Linked DNA regions of Homo sapiens: region 1 is linked to region 2. Evidence: read pairs that join two places in POLR2A ChIA-PET (ENCODE). Cell type or tissue: PC-9. All regions are shown on one strand. Links, peaks and the distances in the headings refer to the core of each region. The heading gives the core; the rest is flanking DNA.

Region 1 (9,877 bases), core at 1,104-9,103, 48 kb after region 2:
TTTGAAGAGAACTGGCCAGTTAGTTTGTAAAGTGCCCTCAATTTGTATTTGTCTAAAGGAAACACTCAAGTTAAATATGGTTATGGATCTTTGCAAGAAATAATGTATCCTTCTCAGTTCATATCAGGAAGAACACAATGTCAATATACTTTATCAGTGGTAAAGTTAGCTTGGATCATTTGGTTAAGGTGGTATCTGTCTTGTGTCTCCACTGTACTGTTACTATTTTATTTCTCTTGTAGTTAATAAATATATAATGAGGCAATATGTAAATATCCTGTTCTTCTCATGCTTTTGCTCCATAGTGCTTTTACTTCGTTGCTTCTCTATATGATCTTGCTATGAGCCCTTTTTTGATACATGTATTGTAAATATCTTATCCTACTCTAAGTCTTGCTTACTCACTCTCTTAGTGTCTTGATGAGCAGAAATTCTTAAGTTTAATATAACTGAATTTATTTATTTTTCTTTATGGTTAGTCTTTTTTATGTCCAGTTTAAGAAATCAAACCTTCACCTACCACAAGGTCATGAAGATATTAACCTATGTGTTCTTCTAAAAATGTGTTTTCCTTTTCATGTTTGAATGGCCAATCTATCTGTGATTCATTCTTATTTAAATAGGTATCAAAATTCATTATTTTTTCACATGATATCCAACTGATCTAGCATCATTTATAGAAAAGTCTGTCTTTTCCTCACTACACTGCCAACTTTGTCATAAATCAGGTGACCAGAAAGGTGAGGGCCTGTTTCTGCCCTCTGTCTTCCATTCCGTTTGTCTATTTCTCTATCTGTATATGAATACCACACTGACTTTAAGTGTCATATTGTTGAGTCTTGATAGTTTTATATCTCTGGCATTGATCTTTTTCTTCAAGATAGACTTTGCTCTTTTTGTCGTTTGCATTTTGGTCTAAACTTTAGGATAGGTTTGTCAGTTTCTATATACATACCTCAAACTCTTGATGAGATTTTTTGGCTCATTTGAATTTATAGATCAATTTGGGAGCATTACATATTTACCATATTAAATCATAAGTACCTTCCTCCATTATATCTTCTTTATTTTTCTCAATAATATTTTTCTTTTTTGAGATGGAGTCTGCTCTGTCGCCCAGGCTGGAGTGCAGTGGCACGATCTCGGCTCACTGCAACCTCCACCACCCGGGTTCAAGCAATTCTCGTGCCTCAGCTTCCCAAGTAGCTGGGACTACAGGTGCAAGCTACCATGCACAGCTAATTTTCACATTTTTAGTAGAGACAGAATTTCACCGTGTTGGCCAGTCTGGTCTCTATCTTCTCACCTCAAGTGATCCACCTGCCTCAGCCTCCCAAAAGTGCTGGGATTACAGGTGTGAGCCACCATGCACGGCCCTCAATAACGTCTTATAATTTTCAGTGTAGTGGTCTTATACAACTTCCATTGATTTATTCCTAGGCATTTGATGTTTGACAATTTATTTTTAAAACATGACTACACGAGAAGAGAGTAACATAGAGCAGTGGTTCTCAATGGGAAGCTATTTTTGTCACCCAGGACATGTATGGCAATGTCTGGAGACATTTTTGGCACAACTTAGGGGTGGTGCTACAGGTGTCTGGTGGATAAGCAGAAATGCTGCCTAACATCCTCCAATGCCAGGACAGCCGCCCCACAACAAAGAAACATCCAGCCCAAAATGTCCACAATGCTATTCTCGGGAAATCCCAGGATAAAGTTAAGAACTTCCAGAAAGATATCACTTCATAGTCATTATTTTTATACACTGTTCATGGATTTTTATATTTCACACGAAGTGATTTACAGTGACATTTTCATCATATTAGTTTTTATTACTGGGGTGTGAATAAAATGTACTGTGTTCAGTTTATAAAAAGATGTTATAATTGTTGGGAGATAATTCTCCATGGCTTCTGTGTTTCTGGAAACCTTCTGAGCAAAAGGCATTGACAGTTTGATTCACAGATATTTGCATAACAGACAGTCTTGGAAAGATAAAGATAGTGACTCCCTGCAAAGAGATTTGGAGCTGCCTCTTCCTGAGATATTCCAGGGTAACAGAGCTAGAGACCGTGCCCTTTATTCCCTGAAGATTTGCTTACATTCTCCAGGGAGGGGCCAGGCACGATGGCACACACATGTAATCTCAGCACTTTGGGAGGCCAAGGCGGGAGGATCGCTTGAGGCCAGGAGTTTGAGACCACCCTGGGCAACATAGTGAGACCGCACCTCTACTTTTATTTAAAAAAAAAAAAATTCTGTTTTTTAAACCCAGGAGGGCTGGGCATGGTGGCTCATACCTGTAATCCCAGCATTTTGGGAGGCCAAGGTGGGTGGATCACCTGAGGTCAGGAGTTCGAGACCAGCCTGGCCAACATGAGGAAACCCCATCTCTACTAAAAATACAAAAATTAGCCAGGCATGGTGGTGCATGCCTATAATCCCAGCTATTTGGGAGGTTGAGGCAGGAGAATTGCTTGAACCTGGGAGGCAGAGGTTACAGTGAGCCGAGATTGTACCATTGCACTCCAGCCTGGGCGACAAGAATGAAATTCAGTCTTAACAACAACAACATCCAGGAGGATAAGCAAATTTGTGAGCAGTCTCCTTCTAAGATGGGGGTTTCTGAGGTTCAATGTTCTTCAGCTGTGACATAGACCCACTGTCTGCTCAGTATCCACCTGGGCCTGCCTCCACATGGCCCCTATGCGACTTGGAGGTAAAAGAGAACCTACGTAAACATGCTGCTCATGCTGCCAGCTGCACTGTAAGAAACTGTCTAAATCTGTTTGGGTGTGTTTTCTCCTTACTGGTTGAATCTATGGAAGATTGGTAAATTGACCTAACAGCTGCAGTAATCTCTGCTGCTTAGGGATTGCTTGATAATGACCCATTAGCAAGGCCTACTGCCAATGTAGGAACGGGAGGAGGCACTACTAATGTCATATATTCGCTTTCTCCATCCAGTAGTGATGACAGGGAAGTGCTGCTGGGTAAGGCAAAATTATGTCTCCACCAACAGTTCCCCAAACCTGCCTTTTAGGTCGATGGGTTTGAAGTGCTGGCCCTGAGGAGTGCTGGCCTCAAGAAGCCAAAAGCCACGATGTCACTATTTATATTAAAATTCATGAGTTTGTTGTAGTCACCAGTAGGCCTCCCTGTGTCTACCAGGATGCAGAAGGTAACAACATAGGGCCTGGTTCCATCCCACTCAATGTTTGAGACTTATTTCCTGGAGGCTGGGTCCTAGTTTTATTCTTGGGGTCTGGAGTCTCCTGCAATGACTGGGTCTTTGTTAATTAACTTCAGCACAACTGGCTCCCTTCCCTTCTTGCATGAGGCTTCTCAGACCTCTAGTGGACTTTTCTATCCATCTGCCAGACCTACCCAGACTTGCTCGAACTTAGCAGTGGCCACAAACTTAGCTCAAGCTGAAAGCTCTACTACAAAAACCTGTATGAAAGAGCTGAGTGATGATGCTGACTCTCGCCCTGGACTATTTGCAGCTGCTTTGTTTTTGAAAATAGCCAACTTAACTGCAGTCACTTCAGCGCAATCCACATCCACCTAGAGTATTTGTGAAAACAAATGAGACCATGTTGACCCCTATGATCAGAGCTTATTTTCATAATGATGGCTTGGTTTGATGACGCTTGAATATGAGCTGCGGCTCAGCAGCAGAAGGGCACAACCTCAAAAAGCAGATGTTTTTTAAAAAGCCAATAATTGAATTAAAAAAGGCTTCCTTGTCAGCTGTCATGCATCTGAGTAAAGGGTGGGGTAGGACACTTCCTTGGAAGCAATGATCTGCAAATGCATTATTTGACTGTCAAACTATGCTGAACTTTATACTGATATGATGCAAATGATGAACCTCCCTGTGGTCAAATAAGGTTTCTCTTTTTGTTGAGCTGCAGCAGTTCATGGCAAGGAAAACAGGTTTTGGGGAAGGAAAGAAAGGGTGTCGCTCCTTTGGGGCAGGAAAAAACAGAAATACCAAATGCTGATGCTATTTCTTAGTTACATTTTCTTTTCTTTCTTTTTTTTTTTTTTTTTTGAGATGGAGTCTGGCTCTGTCGCCCAGGCTGGAGTGCAGTGGCACGATCTCGACTCACTGCAAACTCCTCCTGGGTTCATGCCATTCTCCTGCCTCAGCCTCCTGAGTAGCTGGGACTACAGGCGCCCGCCACCACGCCCGGCTAATTTTTTGTATTTTTAGTAAAGATGGGGTTTCACCGTGTTAGCCAGGATGGTCTCAATCTCCTGACCTCGTGATCCGGCCGCCTCGGCCTCCCAAAGTGCTGGGATTACAGGCGTGAGCCACCGCGCCCAGCCCTTAGTTATGTGTTCTGTAGAATATTAGATTTTACCCTTGATGGGAGTGGGGTTGTGGGTGTCGCTCGCTGTGTCTGTAGATCAGGTAAACGAGAAGTTCTGAGAATATCTAATATCTGATATCTAGAAGTGATATAAACTGGGCAATACCTCTTCCCAAACAGCAGTAGAGTTCATCGAGTAAAGAGTATTACAGTGTTGGCTGGGCGTGGTGGCTCACGCCTGTAATCCCAGCACTTTGGGAGGCCAAGGCAGGCGGATCACCTGAGGTCGGGAGTTCGAGGCCAGCCTGACCAACATGGAGAAGCCCCGTCTCTACTAAAAATAAAAAATTAGTTGGGCGTGGTGGTGCATGCCTGTAATCCCAGCTACTCTGGAGGCTGAGGTAGGAGAATCACATGAACCCAGGAGGCGGAGGTTGCAGTGAGCTGAGATCGCACCATTGCACTCCAGCCTGGGCAATAAGAGCAAAACTCTGTCTCAAAAAAAGAAAAAAAAAAGATTACTACAGTGCCAAAAGCGGACCTTAGTCAAGAAGCGGTGCTGATCGAAGTCATGTTGCTTATCAGTTACCTTGCTATGCCATACATTATTTAGAGGCCCAGGTTGGATGTGGAGCAAGCTGTGGGTGCCACCTTTTCCTTGGAGACCATGATCTGTGACTTTCTTAAGGTCACCAGTTAGGAAATGGTAAAGTTGAGATTCAAACTCCTATTTTTATTTTGGAATTTAGTGAGGTTTTCTTTGCAAATAAATATGTTGTCAGTTTTTGTAAATGTTTAGTAGACAACTGAAAAAAATAGCCTTTAATAGTAAAATGAAGCATTATTAAAAACGCTTGTTCTTGTAGATAGAGTAAATTTTCATCTTTAGGGATATTGAGGCAAAATGTTTATTTACTTAATGAAAATTAACATCTGAATTAGTCTTAAGATTTACTGGAAAATAAAACATGAAGAATTATTGGTGTTAAGCTATTAATCTGCTATAACAGCTGTCATCTTAGATCTAACACCAGAAAACTGTTGGTAAAAATCTGCAATTTGGCTGGGCCTGGTGGCTCACACCTGTAATCCCAACACTTTGGGAGACTGAGGCTGGAGGATCACCTGAGCCCAGGAGTTTGAGACCAATCTGGGCAATATAGTGAGACCCCATCTACAAAAAATAGAAAAAATTAGGTGGGCATGGTGGGCATGCCTGTGGTCCCAGCTGAGGAGCCCAGCTCAGGAGGCTGAGCCAGGAGGATCACTTAAGCACAGGAAGTTGAGACTTCAGTGAGCAGTGATTGCACCACTGCACTCCAGCCTGGGTGACAGAGTGAAACCCTGTCTTAGAAAAAAAAAAAAAAGAAAAGACAGGAAAAGAAAATAAGGTGTTTTCTGTGAACTCTAGTCCAGTTCATAAATATTAATTCTGCCTTATGAATAATAATATTCAGATTTGTCCATTTTTGGCCTGTTTTAATCTATGAAAGACAAAGCAGAAGCTGTTTAAAATTTACTTTTGCTTCATACTGTAAAACTTAAAAAATACTTTCTTCTTTGACCTCTTAGGTGTTATGTTTTTTATGTTCCCGAATTTTTTTTACAGTTCTATATAATTTTTTATGCTTACTCATCCTTGAAGGTTGAAAACTCTATCCATGCTTTGCATTTGTTCCAATATGGGATGAGCTATTTTTTTTTTTTAATCTGGCCTTACTGAATCAATGAGCTAATTCTTTTTGGCTCCCTGCCTGTCTATTTTGATGCTCTTAGAATCTTCCTCTCATTATCCTAGGCTGCAGGGTTGGGTACCTTCCAGCAGCTTGAAAGGATGGTGGAGGAAGCCATCTGGCAAGGAAAGTCACCCTGGCAAAGTTTCTTCTCAAGGCTTTGCTAACCCACTGTCCCAAGGAGCCAAAGGTTATCTGGCCTCTAGTCTCTCCTCCTCACTGGCCAGCAGCCAGACTGGACGTGGCCTGGCCATCCTCCTGAGACTACCATTGCCAATATTGTAACAGTGAGAGAAATCGAACATAGCTGACTCCATCTTGCTTCTGACCTCACAAGCTAACTGCCTTCGTGCATTCCTGCATGTAGACTAAGCTAATCATGGAAAGAATTTAGATTATAGTTTAACTGTAGAACTAATGATTACCTCTGTTTTGAAATAGACCCCTGAGGAGATAAGGAAGTATGCACACAACATTTAAACAATGCTGTCTTGACGATTTATAGCAATAACGTGGACCTGACAAGCATTTGACCATGAACAAAGAAGTTTTGCAACCTCCTTGGAGCCCTGCTGATGCCCAGATGTCTGTGGTCACCAGTCACCTCTAGACCTTAACCCCTCTCTGTTCTCCCTTCCCCTAACATAAAAGGAGCCAAAAAAATCCATGAACTTAAGATGATTCTTTAGGACACTAGGCCACCATTTTCTCAGTTTGCTTGTTCCCCCCAAAAAAGTCATCTTCCAGCCGGGTGCAGTGGCTTAAACCTGTAATCCCAGCACTTTGTTTCTCCGGTTTTTGAGATAGGAGGGGCCCTCTAGTAGTGTCAACTTGAGTATAGTGTACCCACAGTTTTATTCCAGCAAACTTCACTGATGAGTGGGTATTCAGCAACATCTCAAACAATCCCATTCACTTGTTCCTTCTAGGTGTCATTCCACAGTCACCCCTTGTCAACCCTGCCCAGTTCCACTGAAAGTAGCCAAATGAGAGACAACATCCTGTTGTCCCCAACTCCACAAGATTATGGAATGAACCTTTGATACTGGGGAATTGTAACAGTGAAAGAAATCTAACATAGCTGACTCCATCTTGCTTCTAACCTCACAAGCTAACTGCTTTTGCTCATTCCTGCCTGTAGGCCAAGCTAATCATGGAAAGAATTTATTTTATATTTTAACTGTAGAACTAATGACTATCTGTCTTTTGAAACAGACCTCTGAGGAGGTAAGGAAGTATATACACAAGTAACAATGCTATCTTAAAGATTTATAGGAAAAGGGTGGATCTGACAAGCAGTTAACTATGAACAAAGAAGATGTGCAACCTCCTTGGACCCCTGCTGATGCCCAGATGTCTGTGGTCACCAGTCACCTCTGGACTTTAACTCCTTCCCTGTTCCCCTTTCCCCCAACATAAAAGGAGCCTAAAAATCTATCGACTTAGGGTGCTTTAGAACACTAGTCCACCATCGTCTTGGTTTACTGGCTCCCTGAAACAAAGTCATCTTCCTTGCCCCAACACCTTGTCTCTCAACTTGTTGGCTGCTGTGCAGTAAGCAGTATGAGCTTTGGACTCAACTGCAGTATCAGAGGGGAGACTTGCCACTCTGGGAAAAAAAAAATCCCCTATTTGCATGTCTTGGGCCATTTCAGTGAGTATTTAGAGAGGAGATTCAGAAGTCTAGGCTAAAACCCAATTTTACCTGGCAGTGTTCTGCTTGTCTATCGCTCCAAAAAATAACACTCAAAATTCAGGGGTGTGAAACAATCACAATCATTTATTATTATCTCTCATGATTCTGGTGATTGACTGGGCTCAGCTAGTTAGTTCCCACTCAGAATGTGTCAACTGGCTACCATGAGACAGCGATCATACTGGAGTGGCCTTGAAGGCTTCCTAGTCACATGTCTGGCACTGAGACAGGGAAAACTCAAACTGCTGGGGCATGAAACAGCCAAAGCTCCTTGACTCTTTATTTTCATGGGTTCTATTTACATGATCTCTGCAACATGGTGGTTTCAGGGCTGCTGTACTTATATACTCCAAAGGCACATGTTCTGAGCAAGAGAGCTAACCGATGCCTAGAGCTAGATGACCAGGTCTCCTTTTAAGACCCAGTTTTGAAAGTCACATAGCATTACTTTGGTTGTGCAGTCACAGAAACCCATCTAAGAAGCCTACCTGGGTTCAAGGGGAAAGGACTTAGATGCCACCTCTTGATTGAGGTGGGGGGCAGGGTTTTTGGAAGAGCACATGGGACTGAACATATTGTTGCTGCAATTCTGAAAAATACAATCTGCAGCAGGAAGTTTAATGCAACTTGTAGAATTAATAAATGATTGTATACCATTAATAGTAACACTTCTTGACACCTACTCTATGAGAGTATCTAACTCATCGAACCGTGTGAGGATTAAATCATTAATATCATATATTTAAAGCACCTAGAATACTGACTGGCACATAGTAAGTGCACACAGTAAGTAAATGTTAGCTGTACTCTATAGTTAAGAAAAATTAGAAGTCTGTAACTATAGTATTAACTAATTACCCTTCCCCATCATTCAATTCTCAGTTGTTCATTCTGCTATTCCCTTTTTTTAGAAAAAAGTTTCTTGGTTTATGTCCTTGTTTAGGTGGAAAAGCTTTCACCATCTGAAAACTTCTTAAGAAAAGGTACATGGGAGATAAACATTTTGAAATTGTACGTGTCTGGAATATATTTACCCCCACATTTGACTGCTAATTTGTATGTGTATGAGAATCTATGTTAGAAATAATTTTCTCTCAGCATTTTATTTACTTATTTATTTAATTTATTTAGATACAGAGTCTCGCTCTATCACTCAGGTTGGAGTGCAGTGGTGCCATCTTGGCTCACTGAAACCTCCAGTTCCCAGGTTCAAGTGATTCTCATGCTTCAGCCTCCTGAGTATCTGGGATTACAGGTGACCACCACCACGCTTGGCTAATTTTTGTATTTTTTAGTAGAGATGGGATTTCAACAAGTTGGCCAGGCTGGTCTTGAACTCCTGTCCTCAAGTGATCCACTCACCTTGGCCTCTCAGAGTGCTGGGATTACAGGTGTGAGCCACTGCACCCAGCCTACTCTCAGCATTTTAAAGACATTATTCCATTGTCTTTCAGTTTCATGTGTTGCTACTGAGAAATCAGATGCCATTCCGATTCTGGATCCTTTATGTGAAACCTTATTTCCTCCTGGGTACTTGTAAGATCTTCCCTATGTCCTCAGTCTTCTAAAGTTTTATCACAATGTTGCCTTGGTGTGGTTCTGGTTTTGTCCATTGCACTATGCTCAGTGAGCACTTTCAATGTGGAAATTCATGCTCTTTAGTTCTCAAAATATATAATTGAATTATTTAATTCATTTCTTCCCCTGTTTCCCAGATGTCCAAGGCTGGCTTTCTAATCTTCTTATCCTTTCTTATTTCTTTCCCTTCTCTTTGCCTTCTGTCTATGCATTCTAGGATATTTTCTAACTTTATCTTCTTAACATTCTACTCAGTTTTTTATTTTTGCTATCAGATTTTTAATTTAAAAGAGCTGTGTTTGGTTCTATGAGTGTTCCTTTTTTAGGGTATTTATTTATTTACTTATTGAGATAGTGTCTCGCTATGTCACCCAGGCTAGAGTGCAGTGGCTGTTCACAGGTGTGGTCATAGCCTCAAACTCCTGGGCTCAAGTTGTCCTCCTGCCTCAGCCTACCAAGCAGCAGGGACTACAGGCTCATGTCATCGCACCCAGCTTTTCTGTTTTATTTGATCTTTCTCAGAGAAGATCAATAATAGATTTCTCAGT
Region 2 (9,877 bases), core at 757-8,756:
AAAATGACATTGGTCTTTTCATAGGAGTTGCATTGAATCTGATTATTGCTTTGGGTAGTTTGGTCATTTTAAGAGCGTTAATTCTTCTGATCTATGAACAAAATATGTCTTTTCATTTGTTTGTGTCCTCTTCAATTTCTTTCATCAGCATTTTGTAGTTTCCCTTATAGAAGTCTTTCACTTCCTTGGTTAAATTTATTCTTAGTCATTTCTCTTTTGTAGCTACTGTAAATGGGATTACCTTCTTGATTTCTTTCTCAGCTAGTTCATTATTGGTGTATAGAAATGCTACTGATTTTTGTACATTGATTTTGTATCCTGCAAATTTAATGAATTCATTTATCAGTTCTAAAAGTTTTTGGGTGCACCCTTTAGGTTTTTCTAGATATAAGATCATGTCATCTGCAAAGGGGAACAATTTGACTTCCTCTTTTCCAATCTGGATGCCTTTTATTTCTTCCTCTTGCCTGATTGCTCTGGCTAGGACTTTCAATCCTGTGTTGAATAGGAGTGGTGCAAGTGGGCATCCTTGTCTTGTTCCAGTTCTTAGGGGAAAGGCTTTCATCTTTTCCCCATTCAGTATGATGTTAGCTGTGGGTTTGTCCTATATGGCCTTTAGTATGTTGAGGTATGTTCCTTCTATGCCTAGTTTGTTGGGAATTCTTACCATGAAGGTATGTTGAATTTTATCAAATGCTTTTTCTGGGTCAATTGAGATGATCATATAGTTTTTGTCCTTCATTCTGTTGATGTAATGTATCACATTTATTGATTGGCGTATGTTGAACCATCCTTACATCCCTGAGATAAATCTCTCTTAATAATGGTGTATTACCTTTTTGATGTGCTGTTGGATTCAGTTTGCTAGTATTTCATTGAGGATTTTTGCATCTGTGTTCATCGGGGATAATGACCTTAGTTTTCTTTTTTTGTTGTTTGGTCCTTGTCTTAGTTTGGTATAAGGATAATGCTGGCCTCATAGAATGAGTTAGGAAGAATTCTCTCCTCTTCACTTTTTTGGAATAGTTTGAGAAGAATTGGTGTTAGTTCTTTGTAAGTTTGGTAGAATTCAGCAGTGAAGCCATCTGGTCCTGGACTTTTCTTTGTTGAGAGACTTTTTATTACTGATTTAATTTCATTACTCATTATTGGTCTGTTCAGGTTTCCATATTTTTCTTATTCAATCTTGGTAGGCTGTATGTGTCCAATAATTTGTTCATTTCCTCTAGGTTTTCCAGTTTGTTAGTGTATAGTTGTTCATAACAGTCTCTGATGATTTTTTGTATTTCTGTGGCATCAGTTACAATGTCTCCTTTTTCATTTCTGATTTTTTTTTTTTTTTTGAAACAAGGTCTCACTCTGTTGCCCAGGCTGGAGTGCCGTGGTGCAATCTCAGCTCACTGCAATATCCACCTCCTAGATTCAAGCAATTCTCCTGCCTCAGCCTCCTGAGTAGCTGGGATTACAGGCACGTGCCACCATATCCAGCTAATTTTGGTATTTTTAGTAGAAATGGGGTTTCACCATGTTGGTCCACCTGCCTGGGCCTTCCAAAGTGCTGGGATTACAGGCATGAGCCTCTGTGCCCGGCCCATTTCTGATTTTATTTATTTGTGTCTTCTCTCCTTTTTCTTGGTTAGTCTAGCTAGCGATTTATCAATTTTGCTTACTTTTTCAAAAAGACAACTTTTCATTTCATTGATCCTTTGTATTGTTTTTTAAGTCTGTATTTCATTTAATTCTGCTCTGATCTTTATTATTAATTTTATTCTACTAATTTGGGGTTTGGATTGTTCTTGCTTTTTTTTTTCCTTTGAGTCAGGGTCTTGCTCTGTTGCCCAGGCTGGAGTACAATGGCTCTATGATGGCTTATTCCAGCCTTGACCCTCTGGGCTCAAGTGAACCTCCCACTTTAGCATCCTAAGTGGCTGGGACCACAATTGTGCACCACTGTGTCTGGCTAAACTTTTTTAATGTTTTGTAGAGACAGGGTCTCCCTATGTTGCCTAAGTATGTTGCCTAAGCTGGTCTCAAACTCCTGGGCTCAAGCCATCCTCCTGATTCAGCCTCCCAAAGTGCTGGGACTACAGGAGTGAGCCACCATGCCTGGCCCGTTCTTGCTTTTCCAGTTCCTTGAAGGCATCTTTAGATCATTTATTTGAAATCTTCCTACTTTTTTGATGTAGGTGTTTATTGATATAAACTCCCCTCTTAGCACTGCTTTTGCTGTATCCCATAGGTTTTCGTACGTTCTATGTCAATTTCCATTTGTTTCAATAAATTTTTTTTAAATTTTCTTTAAGATATTTTACGTTTCTTCTATGTTGTGGAATCTATTGAGTTTTACTTTATGATTCATCCTTGCTTTTTAAAACATTTAATTTTATTTAATGGTTCAGTAATAATAAAGATACCCTTTTACATGTTTACAGTACCTCATTGTTTACATACACTATTTCAAGCTTTTGGAATAGGGACAACTAAAACAGATTCTTGTGTAAATGAGTTTCTTTATATAACTTCACATTCTTTATGTAATGGTTCTTTTGAAGCTTAACAAGTTCTTTCTCAACAACTGTATTTTTTTAATGTGGAATTGACTAAGTATATGAAAATATGAAATAAACAAAATAAAATGGAAAACTATGAGGTCCTTAGAAGTCACATTACATCCCTATATTTGGTGACATTTAAAGAGATGAATGACATCATTGAGAAGTAAGGAGAAATACAGTGCAGCAAATCAAGAACATGCCACTCATGTAAGAGTGAACATCTATCTCCAGGCATGAGAAAGGTCTAGAGAGTTCTTAACAAAATGCTGTCAGTGTTTATTTCTCAGTCTTGAGACGTCAGATGATTTTTATGATCTTCTTTGTGCTTTTCTAATTTGTTTAATATTTTACAGTAAGCATGTATCATTTTTACTAAAATATCCACGTTATTGTTTAAAACAGGAACAAAATTTTTCTACATGCACAAGGATAATAGTATTTGTCTATATTTTTTTCTGGTCTTTTAATTAAGTGTTTATACACACAGAGAGACAGGAATAAAGTTTTCCTTAGCATTTAAATAATTTCCAAGAAGTATATACATTCCTACATATGGGTTAAATAAACACACATATGTCAATAAACATATATTCTAACAAACTCAGGCCTGCTAAATGCGGCTAAAAGTTCCCAGTGAAAAGAACTCTTAGGTGAGCTATATTTTCTAATCTGCAGACCCTCCTACTGCATAACTCTGGATGATGTCATACAAACCTCTTCCTGCATCTGGGACTCTTTCCAGCTGCTACATGTGGGAGCTTCCCGTTTTTGTTCTAATTGAGTGATGTTTACTGGAAATGGAGTCTGCTAATAAGATCTCAGTTCAGATAGCTTTGTGGGGACAGGAAGAATGATTGTGAGATGAATTTGGCCAAAAACCTTTACTTTCTCCCTTGTCATTATCTTGTTTTGATAGGTTGGCTTAGTTTTGTTTTGAAATTACCTCTTCTGAGAAACCAAAGAGGAACGATATGCGCTGTCTTCTTCTTCCTCCTCCTCCTCCTCCTTTTCCTCTTCCTACCAAGACTCCCAACTCAGACTGTTTTTCAGTCTGTCCCTCCATACATACCTGCACACTCACACATCTACTAGAGAGTATATGGAGACAGCCAAGAGCCCTTAGAAAGATAGCTGGGTAATGTACTACTCTGTTCTCTTGAATTTGGATGGAACTTATGACAACACTTAGATGTGAACAAATAAGGCAAGAGAATTTGTCCCAGATTGCACAGCTGGTTATGGCAGAACAAAGCGGTGGTGAACCTAGATTTCATATCTCCTAGCTCAGGGCCTCTGGATTAAAACCCATAAACATTGTTCACATTTTTTTGGAACTATGCATAAGGGCAACTTAGAGAGTTCCAGGTAAGAGAATGCAGCATAACAAGAGTTGATTGTTTTAAGTTGTGTTATGTTAAAGATCAGCTAAGTAAAATTAAAGAGAAAAGCTGCTAAATATACTGAATTATTTCATTTTTGTGGATCTCCTTGATTGTGATTTGCGAGCTCAGAAGTATTAACAGTTTTTCTCAAAAATTTTAAGATGAAAAATTCTCAAGTCCAATTAATTGAAAAGCTTAAGACTACTCTATACCATGCTTCACTTTAGAAAGTAGGGAGCTTGTTGCAAATTCAAACAAGGATGTGGTGTCACAACTCATGAAAGGAATCTCTTATCAAATATCTATCCTACCATCAAATTGCCATTACATCTGCCCGAATGTACATGGGACACAGTTGCGTCAGAAAGGCTAAAGCTCCAAATAAGTTCACATTATTCTGAAACTATCAGATTATGTGATGGATATAATTTGGGTGTTACAGTCTTTGTAGTAAAGTTTGAGGAATGACACCAGGTATGGTCGAGTGCAGTGGCTCATGCCTATAAGATGAGCCTAGGCAACATGGTGAGATCCCATCTCTACAAAAAATACAAAAATTATCCAGGCATGGTGGGGTGGTGTGCACCTGTAGTCCCAGCTACTCAGGAGGTTCCAGTGGGAGGATTACTTGAAACCAGGAGGTTGAGACTGTAGTGAGCCATGTTTGTGCCACTGTACTCCAGCCTGGGCAACAGAGCAAGACTGTCTCAAAAAAAAAAAAAAAAGAAAGAAAGAGAAAAAAAAACCCCATCAGGTAAAATGTAGGGCCACTGTCAATGGGGGACATAGAGAAAACAGAGATCTTCAATTCTCTTCTGCTTCTAACTTTCGGGACAAGGACATTTTTTCTCCACATGTTATCAGTAAGGTGAGGAGAAATAGAGAAAGAGCATAAACTTTGGTAAGCGAAGATAGAAGCCCAAGATGGAATAATAGAGTGAGAAAGAGCCCAAAGCTGCTCCAAGTGATTTCAAGTCCCCAGTTTTGAAGAATGATGTCTTTGGGTCTTGAGAAAACATTGTTGTGGGATCACCAACAATCGTCAGGGATATTTGGGGCATCATAGAGAATAGGAGAGATTCCAGAAGACTGGTAACAGTGGAGTATTCTGATTTTCAGAAAGAGAAAGCAGAGCCAGAAAAAAATGTAGATAATGGTCTGTAACCTCAATCTCAGGCCAGAGTCTAGAAGGGGGGATTATTAGAGGAACAGTTTCAGGCACTAGATAAAAAAGGAATGATTAAGATCCAGATGAGTTCACTAAAAACAAGTCAGGGCTAATTTATCTCTTGGCTTTGACAGAGTTACCAGCCCAGTACCTCAGGGAATGCCCATACATATAGAATATTTTGTTATCAGTTAGACATTTAATAAAGTTTTTTTTTCATGATATTCTTTTGGACAAGACAGAGAGATATAAACTGAATTGTGGCACACTGAATGAATTAGAAACCAGTCAATTGTACGCACAGGTGCTGGCTAACAAACTGTAAAGAAGCATGCAGTGGTGAGTCCCAGGCTGTGTCTGTCCTTCACTGTCTCCTCATAAATGCTTTCAGAATAAATATACAGAAGGTGTGCTCATCAGATTTATAGGCAACATGAAGTTAGAGGGTATGATGAATACTTGAATGGCAGAACGAAAATTCCTAGGTTGAATCTAAAAGGATGAAATTTAAGGGTGATTAATATGAGGTCTAAGGAATTAAATCTATCAGTGAGAATAAGCAATACTTGCTTTAACGGTAACTAAGAGCCTTAACTCAATATGAGTCAGAAGTGTAACGTGGTTGCCAAAAAAACTAAGATTTTAGGCTGTATCCAGTGGTGTGGTAAATATTTAACAACTGGCCCTGGGTTGGGGGCGGAGAGAGGGAGGGACCTTGATTTATAGCTCTGACCAATCTCTGTAGTGTAAATACTCTCACCTTGGCCAGTTTCAAGGTACTGACTTTGTGGCACTGAACTCAGAGGTTGGAAGAGATGTGTGATAGCATGCCATTATGTGGTATTTCCACCACACAGATGCAGTAGATGTGATTAACCTCAAGAGGAGAGATAATAATTAAACACAGTAAAATTACTAGGAAGTAGTATTTTAATTACTTATTACCTTTGTTTTTAATATATCTAATTGTAGGCTTATGTAATTTAACTTTAATTTTTAAAATTATTATTATTATTTTCGAGACAGGGTCTTGTTTTGTTTTGTTTTGTTTTGTTTTTGAGACAGAGTCTGGCTCTGTCGCCCAGGCTGGAGTGCAATGGCGTGATCTCTTCTCACTGCAACCTCTGCCTCCTGGGTTCAAGCAATTCTCCTACCTCAGCCTCCCAAGTAGCTGGGACTACAGGCACGTGCCACCACACCCAGCTAATTTTTGTATTTTTAGTAGAGATGGGGTTCCACCATTTTGGCCAGGATGGTTTCAAACTCTTGACCTCGTGATCTGCCCAAAGTGCTGGAATTACAGGCGTGAGCCACCGCACCTGGCCTGAGACAGGGTCTTGCTCTGTTACCCAGGCTGGAGTACGGTGGCGTGATCTCAGCTCACTGCAGCCTCAATCTCCCAGGCTCAAGCGCTCCTCCCACCTCAGCCTCTTGGATAGCTGAGACCACAGACGTGCCCCACCATGCTTGGCTAATACTTTTTTAAATTTTTTGTAGAAACGGGGTCTCACTATACTGCCCAGACTGGTTTGAACTCCTGGGCTCAAGCAATCCTCTGGACTTGGCCTCCCAGAGGGCTGGGATTACAGACGTTAACCACCTTGCCCAGCATAATTTAACTTTTAATTAGAACTGCATTTTACAACTAGCTCAGAAAATTCTTGAACATTTAACTATCAGCTCTTGCAAGTTTGTGCACATGGGCTCTGGACCATGGTAACCAGAAATGCAGTCACTGGTAGAAGGGAGGTGATAACCCTGCTGTTCTCTGCATTTGTCAGGACACACCCAGATCCCTTTATTCCAGAACACATAACTTAAAGTCACACTTTCCTGAGATCAGAGCAGAGGATGGCAGAGAACCAAAGTCACGAGTGTGTGAAACAACGGAGAGGAGCGGCGCTGTGCAGCCTGGAGCTCAAGACACTTGCATGAGCGGTGAGATGAGAGGGACAGGGGAGAGCTTGTTTTCAAATATTTGAGAGGCTGTTGTGTAAGGAAGGATTAGGGCTCTAATTGGTGGGTAGAAAAGGATACAAGGAGACAGATTTCTGTTCAGTATAAGGAAGACATTTCTGGCTAGGCATGGTGGCTCATGCCTGTAATCCCAGCACTTTGGGAGGCCAACGTGGGCAGATCGCTTGAGCTCAGGAGTTCGAGACCAGCCTGGGCAACATGGTGAGACCCGTCTCTACTAAAAACAAATAAAAATAATTAGCTGGGAATAGTGGCACACACCTGTGGTCCCAGCTAGTCAGGAGGCTGAGACAAGAGAATCACTTGAACCTGGGAGGCAGAGATTGAAGGGAACTGGGATCACTCCACTGCACTTCAGCCTAGGCAACAGAGCAAGACCCTGTCTCAAAAAAAAAAAAAGATATTTTTGGGAAGGAGAGAAAAAAGAAAGAAATTTCTTACAGGCAAAGCTATCTAAAGAGGAATGGGCTGAAGGCAATCCTGCAGAATATGGGCAATGACCTTTAGGGATGGTGTAGAGATGGTTCACGCATCAAAAGAGGGGATGGGGCTGGATAATCTTGAAGACGTCCCCCAAGTCTCTGACTACCTGATTTTTGATCCATTGTGCTTTCTAGTTGCCTCAGCCTCCCAAAGTGCTGGGATTACAGGCGTGGGCTGCCGCGCCCAGCTTACAACTATCAATTTTATATCTAATCTTACATCATCTATCCTCCCATCTACCTACCATCCATTCCTCCAGATTCTTGTGGAACAAATGCCTGAACATATCATTGAGTCCATAAACACGTCAGTATGCATCTCTAAAACATAAGAGCATTTTGAAAATATACCCACAATACTTTTATCACACTTAAGAAATTAATATTGATTCTCTAATATCATCTAATATCCAGTCATTATTTAAATTTTCCCATTTGTGTCATAAACTTTTTATTTGAGCTTGCTCAAGTCAGGATGTAGGGTCCACACATCGCCATGGTTAGATGGGTTTCTTAAACCTCTTTTAGGCTGTAAGTTTCCCTTTCATTATTTATTTGTTGAAGGTGCCGTGTTATTTGTCATATAGAATTTCCCAGTCTGAATTTTTAAAAATTGCATTATGGCATATTTAACAAGTTTCTCTTTCCCCTATATTTTCTGTGATAACGTTTATGTTTGATTCTTTGGGAAGGAATGCTTTGTTGGTGGTGTCCTGTATTTCTCACTAGGAGAATAGTGGAATTTTGATTTTGTTTTATAGGGATTGCTTTTCAATTCAACTAGGAGAATAGTGAGAAATACAGTGAGAAATTGTGACGTCAGCAGCCACTGATGATAAGCGTCTAGATCTGTTAATTCATTTGCAGTTCTAAACGGTGATCTTCTAATTTTCTCATTGCTCCTTTAATTATTAGCTGGAATACTTTTATAAAGAGAAATATCCCCTTTTCAATGATATGGTTACGCTGAAGTACAGAAAATGTAAGATAAATGCTTCATTACCTGTGAAATTCAAAGCAATGAGTTGGCTCCCAAGCATCTGCCTAGGAAGAACAATGAGCTGTTTTGTTTCTTTTTAAGCATTATGATGAACTAATGGATTTAAAAATATTTGATGTGTTTTAATCAATTGCTATTGTTATTTTTATTAATATTCAACTTGGCTTCCAAGTCTTTTTAACATGATCTGACTTATTTCCTTGATTTCTAATATGACAAGATCTCTTACATTCCACATTCAACTCATGTATTTTCTGCCCCAGATCAGGAATTGGCCATTTCTCCAAAGAGTCCTGGTTCCTTTCAATGGGAAATGAAATTTAGAGACCAAACTCTGGGCTCCAGTGTTGTCAGCCTACTAGGTTGATCATAGTTTCTGGGGCTTTTTAGTAGAAAGAATTAGGAAGTTCTCCTTCCTTTCTTCTTCCTCCTCTCCTTTCTCTTCTTCCTCTTCGAAAATATATTGTGGTTCATACGACATTTTCTTTTCTTTTCCTTTTTTTTTGGAGACAGAGTTTCACTTTGTCACTCAGGCTGGAGTAAAGTGGCATGATCATAGTCCACCGCAGCCTTGAACTGGGTTCAAGTGATCCTCCTGCCTCAGCCTCCTGAGTAGCTGGGATTATAGGCACATACCACCATATCTTACTAATTTTTTTATTTTTATAGAGAGAGGGTCTTACTATTTTGCCCAGGCTGGTCTCAAATTTCTGGCCTCAAGTGATCCTCCTGCCTTGACCTCCCAAAGTGCTGGGATTACAGACATGAGCCACCATGACCAGCCCATATGACATTTCAAACAAGACTACGAGATGTTTTTTCAACCTCGTCAATCTCACATTTATACTTTTTTTCCCTTATTGAAAATCCCAATTCTCAAAGACATCAATAAAATTACTTATTTGCTTTATTTCACAAAAAAAATGCAACTGTCTTACAATAACTGTTCTAAGACCCACCACCAACCATATGACTATTGAAATACATTTAAGGTCGTTATGTAGTTCTTTTTGGTTTTATGGCGTATCATAATAATGAAAATCAAATTAAAGTCACTTGAAGTAGTTCCTTCCTGTGTGGTTATTCCGCCAACTCAGAGTGTACATTTCAGTTCATTTGTTTCATTTTGGTTTTGTTTCATAGGGATTGCTTTTCAATTAAAAATATTTTATAATTATGTAAAATGATTACAAATTTCTAAAGTCAAATCTACAACAGCAGGCATATTCAGAGGAGTGTGACTTCTATCCCAGTCCCTCTACCCTATCTACTTCCCAACAAAGTCTTTTTTAAGAAATAAAGTTTTATGGCAT

The links. ChIA-PET counts read pairs that join two places held together with the same protein. Peaks named below come from ENCODE experiments on the same cell type or tissue, not always from the same donor. Only the 100,000 strongest peaks of a DNase experiment are listed, where the experiment ranks them.
Region 1: POLR2A ChIA-PET joins it to region 2 with 22 read pairs; 5 of 35 experiments call an interaction of 5 or more read pairs at or near these places.

What each region holds. Positions count from the first base shown.
Region 1 is chr2:69,727,939-69,737,815 of GRCh38, forward strand. It overlaps a transcript of ANXA4 not described here. Among named protein-coding and RNA genes, the nearest start is that of ANXA4, 9.3 kb to the right of the region's middle. In PC-9, for the core only: no CTCF peak of the experiment used is centred there; no DNase peak of the experiment used is centred there.
Region 2 is chr2:69,680,040-69,689,916 of GRCh38, forward strand. It overlaps a transcript of ANXA4 not described here. Among named protein-coding and RNA genes, the nearest start is that of AAK1, 41 kb to the left of the region's middle. In PC-9, for the core only: no CTCF peak of the experiment used is centred there; a DNase peak (open chromatin) is centred at 3,822.